2 separate regions of the Homo sapiens genome follow, and region 1 is linked to region 2. Evidence: chromatin contacts called from ENCODE Hi-C data. All regions are on one chromosome and are shown on one strand. The core of a region is the stretch at or near the end of the contact, and the rest is flanking DNA. Distances in the headings are between cores, read along the strand shown. Region 1 has its middle 30 kb from the start of G6PC1. Region 2 holds the start of HSD17B1-AS1 (HSD17B1 antisense RNA 1).

What was found. A loop is a pair of places that touch in the nucleus more often than their neighbours do. Pooled maps may share reads with other maps.
Region 1: a pooled map shows a loop between it and region 2 (2.5-fold over the local background). The contact joins the enhancer-like site here to the promoter of HSD17B1-AS1 in region 2. A Hi-C loop is called at or near these places in 13 of 37 single-sample maps with no recorded cell type and 7 of 50 pooled maps.

What each region holds. Positions count from the first base shown.
Region 1 is chr17:42,927,560-42,934,216 of GRCh38, reverse strand. It overlaps the pseudogene RNY4P2. Among named protein-coding and RNA genes, the nearest start is that of G6PC1, 30 kb to the right of the region's middle. RefSeq lists enhancers at 5,153-5,302, 5,192-5,768. Within about 2 kb of position 4,921, at least 19 of the 41 ENCODE cell types and tissues checked have a DNase peak (open chromatin) inside an H3K27ac peak, as active enhancers do.
Region 2 is chr17:42,550,880-42,557,480 of GRCh38, reverse strand. It overlaps HSD17B1-AS1 (HSD17B1 antisense RNA 1), which reads left to right and starts at 2,679. Exons shown (of 1, transcript NR_144402.1): 1 at 2,679-5,045. HSD17B1 (hydroxysteroid 17-beta dehydrogenase 1) reads right to left here and starts at 4,558. Exons shown (of 6, transcript NM_000413.4): 1 at 4,451-4,558; 2 at 4,190-4,357; 3 at 3,863-4,042; 4 at 3,594-3,687; 5 at 2,899-3,076; 6 at 2,267-2,812. The coding sequence starts at 4,547. The coding sequence ends at 2,543. RefSeq lists enhancers at 984-1,531, 2,347-2,914, a silencer at 2,538-2,697, a promoter at 4,558-4,634 and a cis regulatory region at 5,084-5,100.

The DNA of each region.
Region 1 (6,657 bases), core at 3,672-6,171, 370 kb before region 2:
GGACATACTTGATGATTGAAGGGAGGAGCGAGGGAAAGAGAGGAGTGAAGGATGCTCTGCTGGGGCTGGAACAAGGTTCTGGGGGTGCCTTGCTGGGCCCTTCATTGCTGTGGCCGTGTTGGGGGAATGGGGAGGTGCTGTAAGCAGACAGGAAGGGTCTCCAAGGATTATAGGGGTTTAGTCAACTTGAGCAATCAGCCAGTTCTACAGCCTCCCGCCCTGCAGCCTGTTTTCCCTAAACCCTGTGTGGAATGTGGTCCCCTTGTTTGTTGGAACCAGCTCCTGACAGACCCCAACTCATAGAGGAACCAGAGTGAACTTTCCTCATGACTGTGCTAGAGTCTGCACCCCAGCAGGAGCAACGGCTTCATTACCATCACGTGTAACCTATGGGCTGGCATGATGCCTCACTGCATCTGGACAATTGGGACCCCTCCTCTACTAGCGATGATGCACCCTCTCCCATTTCTATCACCCTGGAAAACCTTTCTGTTACTTTCCCTCGGGGAGACACTGCTTTGGAGAACACGCCCAGTGTCCTCCTTACTTGTGCCGAGTAAAACTCCTACTGATCAAAACCTGCGTTCTCCGAACAGGCGTGGTGGCTCATGCCTGTAATCCTAATACTTTGGGAAGCTGAAGCGGGTGGATCACCTGAGGTCAGGAGTTCAAGACCAGCCTGGGCAACATGGCAAAACCCCATCTGTACTAAAAATACAAAATTAGCCAGGTGTGATGGCACATGCCTGTAATCCCAGCTACTCGGGAGGCTGAGGCAGGAGAATCGCTTGAACCCAGGAGGTGGAGGTTGCAGTGAGCCGAGATCACGCCACTGCACCCCAGCTTGGGCAACAGAGTGAGACTCTGTCTCAAACCCCCCCACCCCCAAAACAAACAAAAAAAACTAACAAAAAACCCTGTGTTCTCATGGCAAGTCGTTTGTTACTTGCCAGGCGAACCAACCTCATTTTTTTCTTTCTGGTAACAGTGGCGGCAGCAGGGGCACTTGAGGAGCTCAGGCAGCCCATGTGTGTGTTCTGGTGCTTCAGGACTGAGTGCAGCTCTGGATGTTGTGATTATAGCTCAGCCTTTGCTTACTCATTTCTCTTAGAGGATGAGCCTAAAAGTAGGCTTGAATCTTAAACCTTTTTTTTAAATTAAAAAATTGGTTTTTTGATTGTTTAGTTAGGCAGCAGAGGAGTCTTCTTGTTTTTATGGGACGGTTGATTAAGTTTAACCACCCAGAAAGAAATGTTTCTCATTAAGAAACATTAGGCTGGTCCGATGGTAGTGGGTCATCAGAACTTATTAACATTAGTGTCACTAAAGTTGGTATACAACCCCCCATTGCTAAATTTCACTGGATTAAGAAAAAAAGAAACATTAGTTAAGAATAAAACAAAACACAGTTACCTGCCAGGTTTTTTTTTTTTTTTGCAATTGAGTCTTGCTCTCTCACCCAGGCTGGAGTGCAGTGGCAACGATCTCAGCTCACTGTAACCTCCAACTCCCGGGTTCAAGAGATTCTCCTGACTCAGCCTCTCGAGTAGCTGGGACTACAGGCGCCCGCCACCACACCTGGTTAATTTTTTTGTATTTTTAGTAGAGATGGGGTTTCACTGTTTTAGCCAGGATGTTCTCAATCGCCTGACCTTGTGATCCATCCACCTTGGCCTCCCAAAGTGCTGGGATTACAGGCGTGAGCCACTGCGCCCGGCCAAAAATGTTTTTTTAAAAAGAAAAGAAATTAGTGAAAGCATGAACTTTGGAGTCCACAGTTTTCACCCTGCCATTTTGATTGTGTGTTTTAACTCAGGTGACAAGGTGACATTTTCTCATAAATACATTTAAATCAGCATTCTACCAACACTGATGACTTTTCATTAAAACTCTATAAATTGCAGATTAATACACAAAACCACAAAGCAGAATAGTACAACTGACTCTTTTTTTTTTTTTTTTTTTGAGACAGAGTCTTCTTGTCTTGTGGCCCAGGCTGGAGTGCAGTAGTGCAATCAGAACTTATTGTAAACTCTAACTTCTGGGCTCAAAGGATTCTTCTGCCTCAGCCTCTCAAGTAGCTGGGATTATAGGTGCAAGCCACCACACCAGGCAATTGACTTTTAATATTTCTCACGTTTCTTTTTAACCTTTAGAGAAATCTCTGATGTATCTGATGAAATTTTTGTCTGCAGTTCAGTAGCTCTTTCAGTTTCATATTGATTTTTGATACTCTCTTCAAGAGGCATTGATGGATCTAGAAAAAAAAAGGTTTTTCATATTCTCAGTATTCTTTTTTTTTTTTTTTTTTTTGAGATGGAGTTTCACTCTTGTTGCCCAGGCTGGAGTGCAATGGTGCGATCTCGGCTCACTGCAATCTCTGCCTCCCAGGTTCAAGTGATTCTTCTGTCTCAGTCCCCGAGTAACTGGGATTACAGGCATGTGCCACCATGCCCAGCTAATTTTTGTATTTTTAGTAGAGACGGGGTTTCATCACATTGGTCGGTCTGGTCTTGAACTCCTGACCTCAGGTGATCAGCCCACCTTGGCCTCCCAAAGTGCTGGGATTACAGGCGTGAGCCACCACGCCCGGCCTACTTCTTTTTTCAAAATGTTAGCTTCAGTTATTTGTTTCTTTTGTAATTTCGTATTTTTGTGTTTTTTTGTAGAGATAGAGTCTCCCTATATTGCCCAGGCAGGTCTTGAACTCCTGGGCTCAAGTGATCCTCCTGCCTCAGCCTCCCAAAGTGCTGGGATTACACATGCGAGCCACTGTGCCTTGGCCCTCAGTTATTTCTGGATGATGAGATTGGAGTGATTTTTAGTTTCATCTTTATACTTTTCAGTAGTTTCCAACATTTCTGAATGAAATGATCTTCTTTGTAATTCATTTGTGTGATACTTTTCTAATGACAAAAAGCAAGATAAAGAGCCAGGTATGGTGACGTGCACCTACGTAATCCTAGCTGCTCAGGAGGCTGTGGCAGGAGGATCACTCAAGCCCAGGAGTTCGAGAGCAACCTGAGCATCATAACAAGACTCTGTCTCAACAAAAAAAATTAAGTTAAAATACTCTGTCAGAGCAATAAAGACCTTAAACTTCCCAAATGTCAACTCAGTAAAACAACAACAAAGTTCCCTGAGACTCTCTCAGTTATGATTTTACTCCCGAAGCAGTCACTGTCTTGGAAGGATGACTGGCTCTCAGGAGGCTGCCTCAAACGATGCATGTGAAATTCATGTAGGCTTCCAGTGTGTGTGTATGTGTGTTTTGGGGTTGTGTTTCCTGCTGTTTATAACAGGAGGATAGTCTGGTCAACCAGAACAAGGAGACCAAGCCAACAGACATCACCATCAGCAAAGGGACGGTATAATGGCGGTTGGCAAGGCAAATGAGGGCTAGTAAAGGAAATGCAATTATAGTGAGGGTGAAGATTAAATCTCTATGCAGGAATATTGCAGATAAAATAAATGAAAACAATTATATCTTTTTTTTCTTTTATAGAGAGGGGGTTGCGGTATGTTACCCAGGCTGGTCCTGAACTCTGGGTCTCAAGCAATTCTCCCGTCTTGCCTTCTAGTGTTGGGATTGCAGGCATGAGCCACCGGGCCTGGCCTGAAAATATTTTATATTGAATAAAAAATTACAACATAGAGTTCAATTGGAAACATTATTGTGAACCCATAAGCTTTAAGAGAAATATAATTTCCTGGCTCTGACCCTAAAATACAGTTCATTAACAGCATTTCTTTTTCTTTTTCTTTTTTCTTTTTTTGAAATGGAGTCTCGCTCTGTTGCCAGGCTGGACTGTAGTGGCTCAATCTTGGCTCACTGAACCTCTGCCTCCCAGGTTCAAGTGATTCTCCTCCCTCAGCCTCCTGAGTAGCTGGGATTATAGGCATCTGCCTAATTTTTGTATTTTTAGTAGAGATGGGGTTTCACCATAATGGCCAAGCTGGTCTTGAGCTCCTGACCTCATGATCCACCTGCCTCAGCCTCCCAAAGTACTGGGATTACAGGCGTGAGCCACCATGCCCTGGCCACAGCATTTCTTTTCCTTCTTCTTTTTTTTTTTTTCCTTTTTGAGATGAAGTCTCTCTCTGTTGCCCAGGCTGGAGTGCAGTGGCATGATCTCAGCTCACTGCAACCTCCGCCTCCTGGGTTCAAGCAATTCTCCTGGCTCAGCCTCCTGAGTAGCTGGGATTACAGGCACACACCACCACGCCCAGCTAATTTTTTGTATTTTTAGTAGATATGGGGTTTCCCCATGTTGGCCAGGCTGGTCTCGAACTCCTGACCTCAGGTGATCCTCCTGCCTCAGCCTTCCAAAGTGTTGGGATTACAGGCTAGGCCACTGCACCTAGCCCATTAACAGCATTTCTTCTGCTAACCTCCCACTCTCGTGCACCCATCAAAAGGAAATGAGACTTCTTAGTGGGTGGCTGATTCTGTGTCTTGGAACAAGGAAAATTTGGAATGGGCCTAGAACACAAGGATTTTAGGCCAGCAATGGTAGAAGGATAAGGAAGCCACTGTCCAAATTGCAACAATTTGACATCAAAAAAGGAACATAGTAATTATGTTTATTTATAATTGACAATTATGATTAAAATAAGTTCAGTGTGTGAAAGACCTCAAAATAAAAAAAAGTTGATATATGATTTTCTGATATATGACATATGATTTTTCTCTGCTTTTATGATATTTGAAGCATCATAAAGGGGACGCGGAGCTGGAGTGTCACAGGGGCTGAGGCAATGTAATTGGTTAAGCCACCAGTAGGGTGTGTGATCACCAACAAAAAGAAAAAGTCCTACACTGAAAGCCCATGGGGTTGAAGCAGGATTTGGTTCACGCTAGAACTTCTGAGAGTCAGTGTGTATCTTGATAAACAGCAACAGAGCTTAGTCATGAGTTCCCTGTAACTGGCTGCTCAGAGAGTTTGCTCCCCACCTCCTGGGGAGAACTTACCTGGGAAGAGGCCAATGTTTCTATCTAAGCCTGTCCCGTCCTCTGAGTTTCCAACCTTCTAATTTCACGTTGGGAGTGCCTCCGAACATGTTTTTGCTGAGTCATTTGTGGAGCTCTAGAATTGTTGAACCTATCATTTGTTTTCCAAGTTAGGGGCAAACAGTAATATATTGCTCATTTATTATTCAACCAAGATATCTGGAGTCCTCCTCATGTGTTAGGCCAGGGCTAGGCACAGGGTTTAAGTGCAAGAGTGAGCAAAGCAGGCATGGAGCTGCACTCATGGGGCCTAGTCTAGTGGGGAAGACGGACATGATCCAAATAATCACAAAGTGACGTTTGGTAGAGAGCAAAGTAAAAGGGGTGCTTTGGCAGGCCCAGAAGAGGAACTTGATCATGACTCATGGTGGGTGGGCAGGGAGGCTTCCTTGAGAAAGTGATACCAATGTGGAGGACTGAATTATGTGAAGAGGCAGAAGAGTGTTCTAAGAAGGGGGGTGTGTAAAAGCCCAAGCTCGGAGGAGGGCTGGAGTGTGTTGCATTGGAGGAACCAAGATGACATTGGCTGTGCTTTGTGGAATGAGGTGAAGGAGACCAGGTGAGGTGCGGTAGACAAGGTCCAGCTGAGGTAAGCTTTCAGAGGCCATATAAAGATTTTTTTTTTTTTGGTAAGAGCATTATTGAGATATAATTCACACACCACAAAATTCACACATTTAAAATGCACAATTTGGTAGCCAGTTGAGGTAGCTCATGCCTGTAATCCCAGCACTTTGGGAAGCAGAGACAGGTGGATCACTTGAGGCCAGGAGTTCAAGACCAGCCTGGCCAACATACTGAAACCCCGTCTCTACTAAAAATACAATTAGTTGGGTATGGTGGCACATGCCTGTAATCCCAGCTACTTGGGAGGCTGAGGCAGGAGAATCACTTGAATCCAGGAGGTGGAGGTTGCAGTGAGCTGAGATTGCGCCACTGCACTCCAGTCTGGGGCAACAGAGAGAGACTCCATCTCAAAAAGAAAAAAAAAAGAAAAGAAAAGAAAAGAAATGCTGTGGCTGGGGTGCGGTGGCTCACACCTGTAATCCCAGCACTTTGGGAGGCCAAGGTGGGTGGATCACTTGAAGTCAGGAGTTTGAGACCAGCCTGGCCAACATTGTGAAACGCCATCTCTACTAAAAATATAAAAATTAGCCTGGTGTGGTGGTGGGTGCCTGTAATCCCAGCTACTCGGGAGGCTGAGGCAGGAGAATTGATTGAACCTGGGAGGCGGAAGTTGCAGTGACCTGAGATCACACCATTGCACTCCAGCCTGGGGGATGAGAGCAAAACTCTGTCTCAAAAAAATAAAATAAAATAAATAAATAATGTACAATTCAGCCGGGCATGGTGGCTCATGCCTATAATCCCAGCACTTTGGGAAGCCAAGGTGGGAGGATTGCTTGAGGCCAGGAGTTTGAGATCAGCCTGAGCAACACAGTGCAACTTCATCTCTATGAAAAATTAAAAAGTTACCCAGGCATTGTGGTATCTACCTGTATTCCCAACTACTCTGGAGGCTAAGTTGGGAGGATCTCTTGAGCCCAGGAGGTTGAGGCTGCAGTGAGCTATGACCATGCCACCGTGCTCCAGCCTGGGTAATAGAGTGAGACTCTCTCAAAAAAAAAAAAAAAAAAGAAAGAAAT
Region 2 (6,601 bases), core at 1,430-3,929:
CTCAAGCAATAACGTCCGCCTCAGCCTCACAAAGTGCTGTGATTATAGGCATGAGCCATCACGCCCGGCCCTGTCATTTTTAAAAGATCATTTTAAATGCACTGTGCTAATTTTACTGCTGATGGGCAAGAGTGGAATCAAGAAAACTAGTTAGGAGGCTACTGCTGTAATTGAAGGGAAAGATGACAGTGTGCAGTCTCGAATAGGGTGATTTTGGAATATGCTTTGATGAGCAAAGGTAGAGCTGTCAGTATTTGCTGCTGAATTGGTTGAAAGGTGAGAGAGACTGGAGTCAAGGACTACTCCAGGGTTTTTAAAACCAGTATTGGGAAAAATGGAGTTGTCATACAGTAAAGTAGAGAAGACTGGGGGAGGAGCCGGTAGGAGGACTGGAAATGTGGAATTGGGGTTTAGACACATTAAGTTCATTGCATCAGGTGGACGTGTTGTATTGAGTAGGCAGTTGGAGATACAGACCTGGAGTCTGTGGGAGACAGTGGGGTTTCTTTGGTGGGGGGGTCATCGGCATCTAAGTGCTATTCGAAGTCATGGGACTGCAGAAGATTATATTAACAATGTGAATATTCACAAGCTTGAAAAAATGAATGTACGGAAGAGAGGGGGTCACACTTTACCTCTTATTATCCCACCCCCAGGGGTGACCTTGTGAGCCACACCACACAGGTACACACATGCACGCATATGTACACACACTGTCACAGAGGGGCAAAGGGGGTTGGCGAGAGCGGGACTGAGAGCAGATCCCAGGCCTCAGAAACCCATGCCACCTGGGCCCCCTCCCTGTGGCCTTCCTGGATGCTGTAGGGATAGCAGATCTGTCTGGGTCAGCAGGTCAGGGCGACTGGCAGGAGGGGGTGGCTGGGAGGCCTCTTCCTCCAAGAGCAGGGGCAGCACATCATCCAACAGGCAGAGAAGACCCTCATCCGAGGTAGGGGCAGGTCAGGGTGGAGTGCCTGCCTCCTTCCCCCAGTGCCCCACACAAAGCTCCAAGAGCTCCAACAGGCTCCTGTCTGTTTCCACTTCCCAGGCTTTCTGTGGTCATGTCCCTGCCCACTCCAAAGGGCCATCCCCCTCAGCCTTGCCTCCCTCTCAGACCCAGCTGAATCCCTGCCTCGGTACCGCCCCCTCCTGGGGCACTCCTGCCCCCTTCCTCTGCTGCATCCTCACCTAGCCTCCTATCTGTTCACACCTCCCCTGCACCAGACCTCCACAGAAGTTCAGACAGTGGCTCTACAACCCTACTGGCCCCTATCAATGACTCCTGCCCCCCTGGGACCCTCCACTGGGCTCAGGAAAGACGGGCCATTGTAGCAAAGTAGCCAGTCCTGTAGCCCCAGCTGGACCTCCTGGTGAGGCAGCTTGCCAGATGGTGGGGATCGCTCAGTCCTCTGGGGCAGAACAGGGTGAGTGGGGCTGTCTCCCTTTGATTCACTTAGCCCTCTTTCTTCTTTACACATTTGCAAAATGTGACAGTAGTCATATTACTATTCATTCTAATAACAGTCCTTGCTGGCTATTAAACCTCTATACTAGCACTTTCAGGCATTATCTCCACCATTACTAAAACCGATTAGATAGGTATTATTATACCCATTTTACAGATAAGAAAGACTCAGAGGGCCGGTCGCGGTGGCTCATGCCTGTATGCCCAGCAATCTGAGAGGCCGAGGCGGGCGGATCACCTAAGGTCGAGAGTTTGAGACCAGCCTGACCAACATGGAGAAACCCCGTCTCTACCGAACATACAAAATTAGCCGGTATCCCAGCTACTTGGGAGGCTGAGGCAGGAGAATCACTTGAATCTGGGAAGCGGAGATTGTGGTGAGCCGAGATTGCCCCATTGCACTCCAGCCTAGGCAACAAGAGCGAAACTCTGTCTCAGAAAATAAAAAAAAAAGAAAGAAAGAAAGAAAAGAAAGACTGAGAGAAAGCAAGGAACTTGCCTGAGGTCTCATGGCTAATGGGGTCCAAGTCACAACCTGACTCTACCCCAAGCCAATTCCCACCTAACTCCTCCTGCAGATGCCCCTTGGTTATCCAGAGACTGTGTCTGGCCTTTAATATGGACTTGAGGTGTGATCCTGGGCTGGCTTCTTTCTGGACCTTGGTTTCTGAGTTTTTCGGTTGGTTGGTTCATTTGATTAATTGACAGGGTCTCACTCTGTCACCCAGGCTGGAGTGCAGTGGCCCCATCATGCTCACTGCACCCTCCAACTCCTGGGCTCAAGGAATGGTGCCACTGTGCTGATTTTTAAATTTTCTTTATTTTTGTAGAGATGGGGGTCTCACTGTGTTGCTCTGGCTGGTCTCCAACTCCGGGGCTTGAGCGATCCTCCTGCCTCCGCCTCCCAAAGCGCTGGCATTACAGGCGACAGCCATCGCGCCTAGCTGCGCTGGTAAAACTGGCTAACGCGATCTATCTTAATTAGCCACCCACAGCTGCTACCGCCGCCCCATCCCCAGGGACCACACAGACCCAGGGGACAAAGAAGGGCGCGGGAGACAGCGGCTGAGGAAGCCTTTACTGCGGGGCGGCCGGAGGATCGCCGAGCTCAGGGTCCCCCACCGCACCGCGCCCGGCCTCGTCCTCTGCCCCAGGCCCGGCCCCGCCCCCAGCCTCGGCCCCAGCCTCGGCCTTTGCCGGAACGTCGCCGAACACTTCCCGGTGCATGGCGGTGACGTAGTTGGAGCCGCTGGGGTCGTCCAGGCGCATCCGCAGCAGGGGCAGGAAGCGCTCGGTGGTGAAGTAGCGCAGGGTCGGCTTCGGGGCGCGCAAAGCGGTGAGGAAGACCTGCGGCGGCGGGAGGAGAGCTGTGGCCACCGCTGCGCGCCGGAGGACGCACCGCCCCCACTCCTGGAGTCCAGCCCGGCGCTCACCTCCGCCACCTCCTCAGGGTTCTGCGCCGCCTCGCGAAAGACTTGCTTGCTGTGGGCGAGGTATTGGTAGAAGCGGTGGAAGGTGTGGATGTCCGTGCGGTCCAGCACCTCCTCTGGGCTGCCCAACACCTTCTCCATGAAGGCGGTGTGCACTGGGCCGCACTCGATCAGGCTCAAGCTGCTGGCCGGAGAGCAACGAGTGGGAGGGGGCGGACGCCAGCCAGGCCCCAGTCCCAGCCCCAACCCCAGTCCCAGCCCCAACCACGTCCCGGCCCCCGACCGCGAGCAGCACCGCTGCGCTGGGAAGTGAGGCGGAAAGGGCGCTGGGGATAACCAGAACATTTGAAACGCGGGTTCCTGCCGGAGCAGCCCTCCCAAATCCATCTGAGGCTACAAGGGAGCCCTGGTGTCAGGATTCGAATCTAGCGGGGTCCCTGGCCGCTGTGTGACCTTGGGCCAGTCACCTAACCTCTCTGGGCTGGAGCTTCCCCATAACAATACCAACACTTCAGCAGCTAGGTCAGCAGGTGGCACAATGCGTGCCATGCGCCCAGCCCAAGTGCCTGGCACACAGCTAATGTGAGCCGGGCAGAGAGGGCCAGGGAGATCGCCCCAGAGCGGCTCCCGCAGGACAGGGTGCTCGGCGTCTCTAGGTCAGAGTTAAGAGGGTTCGGGGAACGGGGGTGTTGACTCACTGGACCCCAAAGGGCAGCAGCAGAACCGCCAGACTCTCGCATAAGCCTTCGAGCGCGAACTTGCTGGCGCAATAAACGTCATTGAAAGGCAGCCCTTAGGTGGGGAGACGAGGTTCCTGAGGCGCAGCGGCCAGGGGGTCATCCCCGGGCAGACGGTGCCCCTCCAAGCTGACGGCACCCCACTCCACCCCCCCCGCGGAACCTGCCTTCAAGGCTCAGCTCCGCACACAAAGAATCTGGAGCTGCCGAGGCCACTCCCTACCACTCACCCATCAATCCTCCCACGCTCCCGGTCACCAACACGCGTCCCGAACCGCGCCTCTTCATGTCTGGCAGGAAGGCCTGCAGCATCCGCACAGTCCCTACTACATTCACGTCCAGCACAGAGGCCACGGCGTCCTCCCCCAGCGCCTCCAGCGGCCCCAGCAGGCCCAGGCCTGCGTTACACACTGCGGAGACAAGAGGCCCGACCAGCCCGCCTCAGCATCACCCTCAGCACGGCCTGTCCCCTCGTGCTCCCTGGGCCTGGGAACATGTTGGTTTCAACGCAGGGCGGAGAAGGCTCCTAGGAGCCCATATGCTTCCAGGAGGCTCACCCAGCACGTCCACGCGGCCCTCAGTCACGCGTTCCCGGGCAGCGGCCACGGATTTTGAGTCCCTTACGTCCAGCTGCAACGTCTCCAGGGATCCCGGAGGGCATGCCAGGGCCCGGGCCGCCTCCCACAGCCGGCCCTGTGTTTTCAGGTCCCTCAACGTGGCATACACTGGAGGTTTTGGGAGAGGAGGAAGATCTGACTTCCCTTCTGGCCTCCAAGGGCTCCTCCCTTCTCTCCCTCCCTGTCCCTGCCTATCTATACCTTTGAAGCTCTGGGATGGATCTGAAGCCAGACGTACGGCCAAGTGCAGGCCGATGCCCGAGGAACAGCCGGTGATGAGCACCACGGTGCGGGCCATGGTGAGACTGTGGGGAGAGGCTGGGGCTCTGGGCTTGATATCACCTGCTTCGCCCCGCCCCGCCTGCGGGCCCCCACCCCTTGTTGTGTCTCCCACGCAATCTCAAGGATAAGCCTTCCTGCGGGTCCCTGGCCCGCTCTCCCCACCCTGTTCTGAGCCAAAACAGACATGAGCCCACTGCTTGGAACAACAAACTGTCCTGGTTGCTGGTCAGAGGGAGGGGAGGCTTTACAAGCAGGTGTGGGTTCCCACGTGGGCACAGAGTGGCCCCCTGGGCAGATTCCCCTGGGTATGCCTCTGTGCCACAGGAGCGATTATAGTGACCGCAGTTTGCTGCAGAGGCTGTGAAAGTAAAGGCGTTGGGAGGTGGGAGATGATTGTATATGTGCTGGTTTCGTCCAGGGTTCCTAGCTCATAACTCACATGACCATGGTTACAGTCTTACGTTGTCATGTTGGGGTGCCTCAGGCCTCAAAAAACAGCCTTTCGTCTCTCTGACCTTCTCCTGTCCTCTTTTCAGCTGCCCAAGGCAGGACTCTAATCTGATTGTGGGTTGTAGGATCCTCATTCCAGAGTGGGTCCTTGCCCCATACCCTGGAGAAAGGAATGCTGCACAAAGGCCCAAAGAATCTGGACTGGCCTTGCTGGGCTTAGATCAGACCCTTTTTGCCCAATCACATTATCACAGTTGTCCATGCTTCAGTCATGGACAGCCAATGGAGTTCTCCATAAAAGGCCCAAAGGACAGGGTTCGGGAGCTTCTGAGGGCTGAACGTGTGGAGGCTGACAGAATGTGCCCAGAGGGTGACGTAACCCCAACTCTATGGAGATAGAAGCTCCTGCTCTGGACCCTTCCAGACCGCCCTGTCTGTATCTCTTCATATGGCTGTTTATTTCTATCCTTTAAAATATGCTTTGAGGCTGGGCACGGTGGCTCATGCCTGTAATCCCAGCACTTTGGGAGGCCCAGGAAAGGGGATTGTTGGAGCCCAGGAGTTCAAGACCAGGCCAGGTAACAGAGTGAGACCCGGTCTCTGCAAAAAATATTAAAAAGCTTCCCAAGTAGCCGGGACTACAGGTGTGTGCCATCACTGCCACCATACCCAGCTAATTTTTTGACTTTTTTGTAGAGACGGGGTCTCACTTTGTTTCCCAGGCTTTTTTTTATTTTTGAGACAAAGTATTGCTTAGGTTGGAGTGCAGTGTCTTAATCTTGGCTCACTGCATCCTGCATCTGCCTGGTTCAGGCGATTCTCCTGCATCAGCCTCCCGAGTAGCTGGGATTACAGGCACCCGCCACCACGCCCAGCTAATTTTTAGTATTTTTAGTAGAGACGGAGTTTCACCATGTTGGCCAGGCTGGTCTCAAACCCCTGATGTCAAGCGATCTGCCCACCTCAGCCTCCCAAAGTGCTCGGATTATAAAAAAGTGCCACCCCACCTGGCCCTGTCATTTTTAGAAGATTATTTTATTTTGAGACGGAGTTTCGCGCTTCTTGCCCAGGCTGGAGTGCTGTGGCACGATTCTGGCTCACTGCAACCTCCACCTCCCGGGTTCAAGCAGTTCTCCTGTCTCAGCCTCCCAAGTAGTTGGGATTACAGACACGTCCCACCACATCCGGCTAATTTTTGTATTTTTAGTAGAGATGGGGTTTCTCCCTGTTGGTGAGGATGGTCTTGAACTCCCAACCTAAGGGGATCAGCCAGCCTCCACCTCCCAAAGTGCTGGTATTACAGGCGTGAGCCACTGTGCCCATCCTAAAAGATCATTTTAACTGCTCTGGGGTAATTTCACTGCTGATGGGCAGGAGTGGAATCAAGAAAACTAGTTAGGAGGCTACTGCTGTAATTGAAGGGAGAGATGACAGTGTGCAGTCTGGAATAGGGTGATTTGGGGATATGCTTTGATGAGCAAAGGTAGAGCTGTCAGTATTTGCTGCTGAATTGGTTGAAAGGTGAGAGAGACTGGAGTCAAGGACTACTCCAGGGTTTTTAAAACCAGTATTGGGAAAAATGGAGTTGTCATATAGTAAAGTAGAGAAGACTGGGGGAGG